2 separate regions of the Homo sapiens genome follow, and region 1 is linked to region 2. The links are chromatin contacts, found by Hi-C or POLR2A ChIA-PET in ENCODE. All regions are on one chromosome and are shown on one strand. The core of a region is the stretch at or near the end of the contact, and the rest is flanking DNA. Distances in the headings are between cores, read along the strand shown. Region 1 overlaps CDC42EP1 (CDC42 effector protein 1). Region 2 has its middle 13 kb from the start of TMPRSS6.

Region 1 (3,442 bases), core at 436-2,935, 440 kb after region 2:
CTCACTGCAACCTCTGCCTCCAAGGTTCAAGTGATTCTCCTGCCACAGCTTCCTGGGTAGCTGGGATTACAGGTGCGCACCACCACGTCCGGCTAAGTTTTGTATTTTTAGTAGAGACGGGGTTTCTCTATGTTGGCCAGGCTGGTCTCGAACTCCTGACCTCAGGTGAGCCACCCACCTCAACCTCCCGAAGTGCTGGGATTACCAGCATGAGCCACCGCACCCGGCTGTGTTCTTGAACTTTCTATACACAGACTCACTTGGGTCCCCGTGTGCCTAGCTTCTGCCCCGCGTCAGTTGGAGGCCTCCATCCGTGTAGTTGGGTGTGATCATCTATCCTCTTCAGCTGCTAATGTTTGGACCCCGGATTTCCTCCTCTGTCGCGGGCCTGCCGTCACCGCCCATTCTGTCTTCCTTCCAGGTCTCCACCTCTGGGCAGGAGAGTTGCCGACCACCTCGGGGGTGCTTTCTCTGCGCTTGAACATCTATAGCTGCTTCTGAGGGGCTGGGAGCCGGGCCCCTGGGAGAGACGAGCCATGAACCCCCCACAGCCTCTGCATTTGGGGACCTCACCTTAGGAGAGTGCCATTTACAGCTTCCGCCAGGGCAAAGGAGCTGAGCAGCCATCCCAAGCCCAGCCCACCTCCCTCCCCCGGCCCCTGGTAGGCATGGACTAGCAGCTGTGAGCAGCCAGAGCTGATGCCCGGCCCCCAGGGGGGCAGAGGCGCCGCCACCATGAGCCTGGGCAAGCTCTCGCCTGTGGGCTGGGTGTCCAGTTCACAGGGAAAGAGGCGGCTGACTGCAGACATGATCAGCCACCCACTCGGGGACTTCCGCCACACCATGCATGTGGGCCGTGGCGGGGATGTCTTCGGGGACACGTCCTTCCTCAGCAACCACGGTGGCAGCTCCGGGAGCACCCATCGCTCACCCCGCAGCTTCCTGGCCAAGAAGCTGCAGCTGGTGCGGAGGGTGGGGGCGCCCCCCCGGAGGATGGCATCTCCCCCTGCACCCTCCCCGGCTCCACCGGCCATCTCCCCCATCATCAAGAACGCCATCTCCCTGCCCCAGCTCAACCAGGCCGCCTACGACAGCCTCGTGGTTGGCAAGCTCAGCTTCGACAGCAGCCCCACCAGCTCCACGGACGGCCACTCCAGCTACGGTGAGGGCCTGGGCCATCTTGGCCCACTTTTCAGAGGCTGAGGCTGAGGCCCAGAGGGGTTCAGTGGCTCCTCCAAGCTCCAAGTGAGCTCCAAGTGACCACAGAGGTCAGGCCCAGACCCCACATCATGGATGGGGAGGGGGTGCAGTGGTGGGAACAAGCTGACTCCCCAAAACACCTGAGGTTGAGAGTGAGGAGGTGGAGTTTGAATTCTAGCTGCCCCTCACTTGCTGTGTGACCTGGGCAAGCACATCCCCCTCTCTGGGCCTTAGCTGAACCAGTCACCCACCCATTCTTGCCCCCTTCAACCAAAGCCTTCCCCTCATGTCGGAATGATATCATGGAGAGGTGAAGGGCCTGGGCTCTAGATTCCAATCCAGTTCTGCCTGAATTTCAGGAAGTCAGTTGACCTCTATAAGTTCAAGTCCTCGCCTGGATAATGAGTCTCTCGGGGTCATTGCTAAGATTCAGTGCCAGGAGAGGCGCAGGGGGGCTGATACTTAGTAGGTGCTCAGGACACTGGAGCTGTTGTTATCTGAACTTGGTTTCCTGTAACTCGACAAATTTGGGAAACCACTCACAGGAACCGCAAGCCACAGGCCTTCCTGCCCAGCCAGAAGTGCCACCTTGGCCGTTCGGTCAGAGCTCACCTGAGAACCATGGGCCCCTGCTGCCACCTGGTGGCCACTCCCTGCCTTGCGGGAGTGGCTCTAACACCCCTGCCCCAGGCGGCTGCTCAGAACCGCACTGAGGACTGGTCCACAGAAACCCGATTCTGTCTCAGGTCTGTAGTCCTGGAAGCAGGGGCTGGACATGTCTGTCCTTCATTTCTATACAGTCAGACCCTGATTGCTGGTCCCATCCTGTGTCCACAAACCAGCTCACGTGCTATGGGTTCACCTGCAGCCATCGGCCAGCGTCATGGCAGGGAGCCGGTGGCCATGGCTGAGGTCACAGTTGGGACTGAGAGGAGATTTGAGCTCCAGACTTGATTCCACCTCGTCAGACTTCTATGGCCTTGGGCTAGCTCCTTCGCCCCATCCCAAACTGAGCCTCACTTTCCCCATCTGCATAATGGAAATGAGGATAATGATGATTTTCAGCTTTCGGGGTAGACAGGAAGATCACACAGGTGACCATGGAGTGTATTCTATTGGAAAGATGGGAGAAACCGAGGCCAGAGAGGGGAGGGACTAGCCAGAGGCCACACAGCAAGCCAGGACTGGTCCTGTCTCCCCTCCTGAATTCCTGGTGAGGGACCCCAGCTCTGAGCCCACTGCCCATTTCTCTTCTAGGCCTGGACTCTGGGTTCTGCACCATCTCCCGCCTGCCCCGCTCGGAAAAGCCGCATGACCGAGACCGGGATGGTTCCTTCCCCTCTGAGCCCGGGCTTCGCCGCTCTGACTCTCTCTTGTCCTTCCGCCTGGACCTCGACCTTGGGCCCTCACTCCTCAGCGAGCTGCTAGGGGTCATGAGCCTCCCAGAAGCCCCTGCAGCTGAGACTCCAGCCCCCGCTGCAAACCCCCCAGCCCCTACTGCAAACCCCACGGGTCCTGCTGCAAACCCCCCAGCCACTACTGCAAACCCCCCAGCGCCTGCTGCAAACCCCTCAGCACCTGCCGCAACCCCCACGGGTCCTGCTGCAAATCCCCCAGCCCCTGCCGCAAGCTCCACACCCCATGGACACTGTCCCAATGGGGTAACAGCTGGGTTGGGCCCAGTGGCTGAGGTGAAGTCCAGCCCAGTGGGAGGGGGTCCCCGAGGACCTGCTGGCCCTGCCCTCGGCAGGCACTGGGGAGCAGGCTGGGATGGCGGCCACCACTACCCAGAGATGGATGCGCGGCAGGAGCGGGTGGAGGTGCTGCCCCAAGCCCGGGCCTCCTGGGAGAGCCTGGACGAAGAGTGGAGGGCGCCCCAGGCAGGCAGCAGGACCCCAGTGCCCAGCACAGTGCAAGCAAACACCTTTGAATTTGCGGATGCTGAGGAGGATGATGAGGTCAAGGTGTGAGGGGCTGGGGCACGGTCCCAGGGCCCCACCTAGGTGCAGAGCCGGCCCCTCACCTAACAGCTGGTTCCTACCAGACCGGAGAGGGGAGAAGTCATGTTGCCCCTAAACCCCTCCCCACCTCTGCAGGACAGACATGGGAGGGAGGACAGGGAAGGCCAGGCTTGCTCTGGGACTTTTATGCTCCCAGAGGCCCTGCCAAACTGACCACCTCCCCCGACTGCCACTCTGGACCTAATAGCTGTTCCTTAGGCCCCACTCCATGCCACCCCCAC
Region 2 (3,654 bases), core at 149-2,648:
TGTCAGGATTAGGAGGTTGGAAAGGGCAGGGAGGTGGCAGGAGACACCAAGCCTGCAGGTGTCCAGCTCATCCCCTGCCCCAAACAGCCATCACCAACACAGCAACAGAGTATCCAAAAGGCCAGCCAGCAAGTCAGCAGCTTCCACATCTCTGGCCCCTGGCTGCCCTGGTCACAGCCCTGTCTCTGTCTGTCTCTCCCACGGCTAGCTCTTCTCTCCTAAGTACTTTACATTAACTTACTTCTTTTTTTGTAACAGGGCCTCACTCTGTTGCCCAGGCTGGAGTGCAGTGGCACGATCAATGCTCACTGCAGCCTCAATCTCCTATGCTCAAGGGATCTTCCCACCTCGGCCTCCCTAGTAGCTAGGACTACACGTATGTACCACCATGCCCGGCTAATTTTCTGTATATATTTTTTGTAGACACAGGGTCTCACCATGTTAGCCAGGCTGGTCTTGGACTCCTGGGCTCAAGGGATCCTCCCACCTGGACCTCCCTAAGTGCTGGATTACAGGTGCAAGCCACAGCACCCTGCCACATTCAATTATTTCTTTCATCCTCACAACAGTCCTGGTATTGTCCCCTTTTACAGATGAGAAAACTGAGGCACGGAGAAGCTTAGGTATTTGTCCAAAGTCACAGCTGATAGGCAGCAGGGCCAGTACTTAACCCAGGCTGCGGGGCTCCAGAGTGAGGGGGCCAGTACTTAACCCGGCTGCGGGGCTCCAGAGTGAGGGGGCCAGTACTTAACCCGGCTGCGGGGCTCCAGAGTTAAGGCTATAACCACTATGCCACACTGCCCCAAGGTGTCCACAAAGGCTGAAAGTGTAGAATGAAGGGGGCTTTGCTCGCTGCTGGATCCCCAACACCGTGACTTGCAGGTACTAGGCCCTCCTAAATGTCTGTTGAATGAATAAATGAATGAATGAACAATTCCTTCCTCTTCTAAGAACCATCCTCAAGCAGCTATCCAAAACTACCTGAACTCTGGCTCAGCCTCTCTTGCTAAAGCCCCGCACGGCATTCCACAATTCCTCCCCAGGTTAGAAGACTCCACCAGAGTGTTCACTGGCACCATTTCCTGATCAAGGCTTGTGCTCACAGGACCGGGTTGATTTTCTTCCACACCGAAGGAGGGCTGTGATCAGCTGGTCTACTTGTATGTGTCCTCCAGAGTCACTCCCTCCCAGACAAGGTTGGAGACTCTTTGTGGACAGAGCAGTAGCCGGCCTCCTCTCTGTGGCCAGTGCCCAGCATGAGGCCAGGTAAATAGAGGAATGGGAGATGAGACATTGTCTGCCAGCTCTGCTCCTCCCTCCGTCTGCATCCTGGCTTCCTGGAATCGTAGACTGGGCACTCCCCCCTCCACTACCCGACCTGCGTCTCTCACCACTCAGCGCTTCCTGCCTCACTTTCTGCCAGGCTCTGTGATGGGAGCCTCGAGTGTGTCATAGCCCTGGTGGTGGAAAATGTCTCTAAGCAAGTCAGCCTAGGGGATGTCCCAGGCCTGTCACAGGTGCTGGTGGTGAGCTCAAATTTAATCAACACTCCCTCCCCCACTACCAAACGCACTGTGTGGCCCGGGACACGGCACCGCCATCCCCTCAGGGCCTCTGGGCCTCTACTGAGGAACAAGACTTAGAACCTCTGTCATTCCTATCTTGGTAGGTCACTGTGTGTTTGTGTGGGATACCAGGGGTGCACACCCTTTAGAAGCTGTAAGAAGCTGTGCCATGTGGGTGCTAAATATTGCCTGGGTTCAACTTGCTCCACTACATTCTAGCTGTGTGATCATGGGTAAGTCACTTGGCCACTCTGAGCCATAGGCTCAGCTATAAAATGGGCTAAGAATAGTACCTCCCTCATGGCATTTGCTTAAGGATCCAGTGAGTTAAGGATGCTTCCAGAGAGTGGAAGGATCAATGTGCTTATAACAGAGTCTGACGCATCTAAGTGCTCAATACATGCAGTTCTCGAAGACTTTGAAGGACCGAGAACATTCCACAGTGGCTCTCACAGATCCTTGACCCCAAAGCTGTCCCTCCCCCACTGCCTGTTGATAAAGCCCAAATTGTCAAATAGTGGCTGCTAATCTGCAAGAACAATTCCTCTCTCTTCCAAGCACCATCCTCAATCAACTATAACCAAAACTAGCTGAGTTCCAGTTGAGCCCCCTTGCTAAAGCTCCACCCAACATTCCACCCTCCTTCCCCAATTAGAAGGTCCTTTCAGAGTCTTCTTGTGCCTGGCTTTTCTGACTAAAGTCTTGAGCTAACGGGGCTCTACCTGATGTTCTTCCAAAGCTATTAGTATCACCCTTAGATCCCCAGAATCTAGCCCAGGCTCTGACCCACGGCACAACAGTTGGTTATAACAGAGGTAGCTCAGGAGGGGGACAGTAGGAGGAAGTAATCTACTCTACTTGGGGGCAAATCAGAGGGCCTGCCAGAAGCAGAGATGCTTGAGTGGGGTTCTGAGGGATGCATAGGAACCTGAGGGTAGATAGCTTGGGTGGCAGGGCAGGGCTACTTCAAACCCAGGGATCAGCAGGTGCCAAGCAAATGAGTCAGTTGCAATCCCTACTCTCATCCCCACCCCCCAACCCCAGCGTGAACTCTTGATGTAAAATACATGTAGCCCAGGCCTTAAGCCATATTCCATGTGGCACCTGGAACCACAGAATGTCAGGGCTAGGAGAGCACTTAGAAATCATCCAATCTGCCTGCCCAATTCACAGATGGGGCAACTGAGGCATAAGAGCAGATGGGACCTCCCCAAAGTCCCCCAAGCCATGGACGATCACATTAAGGACCTCAGCCATTATCCTGAAAATGACAGTGGGTCACTGGAGGTTTAGCAAGGATGTGGTGTGGCCAGATACGACCTTTAGCCAGATCAGCCTGGCAGGGCTCAGAGGTGGAAGGATCAGAGGGGCAGGCGGCTGTGGGGACAGGCAGACCGAGGAGGAGGCTGAGCAGGCATACGAGTGAGAGGTGATGGCGTCAGGTCTGTGGCACGGAGGTCACCAGGGTGGGGGTGGGAGAAGCCAGTGAAATGCTGGCCCAGAGGGACACTGGACCAGCTTGGAGGGTGGAGGCAGTAGGAGGGGCTCAGCAGTTACGGAGGAGGAGGAGGTAAGACCACCTCGGCCTGACCAACCAGCATCGCCCTCAGCCTTCTCTCCTGGCCACCGTTCAGCCCCATCTACCTGCCAAACTATCAAAGGGCTTTGCTTTTTCTCCCACAATCACACTAATGGATCATGGCATCTTATTTTCCCCCCGAAGTTGACTGCCAGGAAGCTTAGAATGAAATTTTACCAGGTATTTTCCCATTAGTATAATTATCTCCTATGTAGCCTTCTGTATGCTAAGGGCCAAAAGCTCCGGAGTCAGATGTACCTGAGTTTGAATCCTGATGCTACCAACCATCAGCTGCGTTGCTCCACCTCCCTGGGCCTGTTTCCTAATCAGCAAAATGGGGAATAAAGCACCTGCTTCTCAAGGTTGTTTCCAGATGATGAGAGATGACGCCCAGGCCATGCTGGCACAATGTGTAGAGTGGAAGTATTGGTTCTCTTGCCCCTTCTTACTGTCCTCCTTGGTCTGTTTTTTCAGCTGTCAGTAATGAGGAGGACAGTGGTGGGTGCTTCA

Evidence for each region. A loop is a pair of places that touch in the nucleus more often than their neighbours do. ChIA-PET counts read pairs that join two places held with the same protein, here RNA polymerase II (POLR2A). Pooled maps may share reads with other maps.
Region 1: a pooled map shows a loop between it and region 2 (5-fold over the local background). The contact joins two enhancer-like sites. A Hi-C loop is called at or near these places in 5 of 50 pooled maps. POLR2A ChIA-PET finds 5 or more read pairs at or near these places in 2 of 52 experiments (IMR-90 and activated B cell).

What each region holds. Positions count from the first base shown.
Region 1 is chr22:37,565,651-37,569,092 of GRCh38, forward strand. CDC42EP1 (CDC42 effector protein 1) reads left to right here. Exons shown (of 3, transcript NM_152243.3): 2 at 422-1,162; 3 at 2,458-3,442. The coding sequence starts at 700. The coding sequence ends at 3,170. Among named protein-coding and RNA genes, the nearest start is that of CDC42EP1, 6.9 kb to the left of the region's middle. RefSeq lists an enhancer at 2,174-2,825. Within about 2 kb of position 1,686, at least 29 of the 41 ENCODE cell types and tissues checked have a DNase peak (open chromatin) inside an H3K27ac peak, as active enhancers do.
Region 2 is chr22:37,120,938-37,124,591 of GRCh38, forward strand. No RefSeq gene overlaps it. Among named protein-coding and RNA genes, the nearest start is that of TMPRSS6, 13 kb to the left of the region's middle. Within about 2 kb of position 1,399, at least 6 of the 41 ENCODE cell types and tissues checked have a DNase peak (open chromatin) inside an H3K27ac peak, as active enhancers do.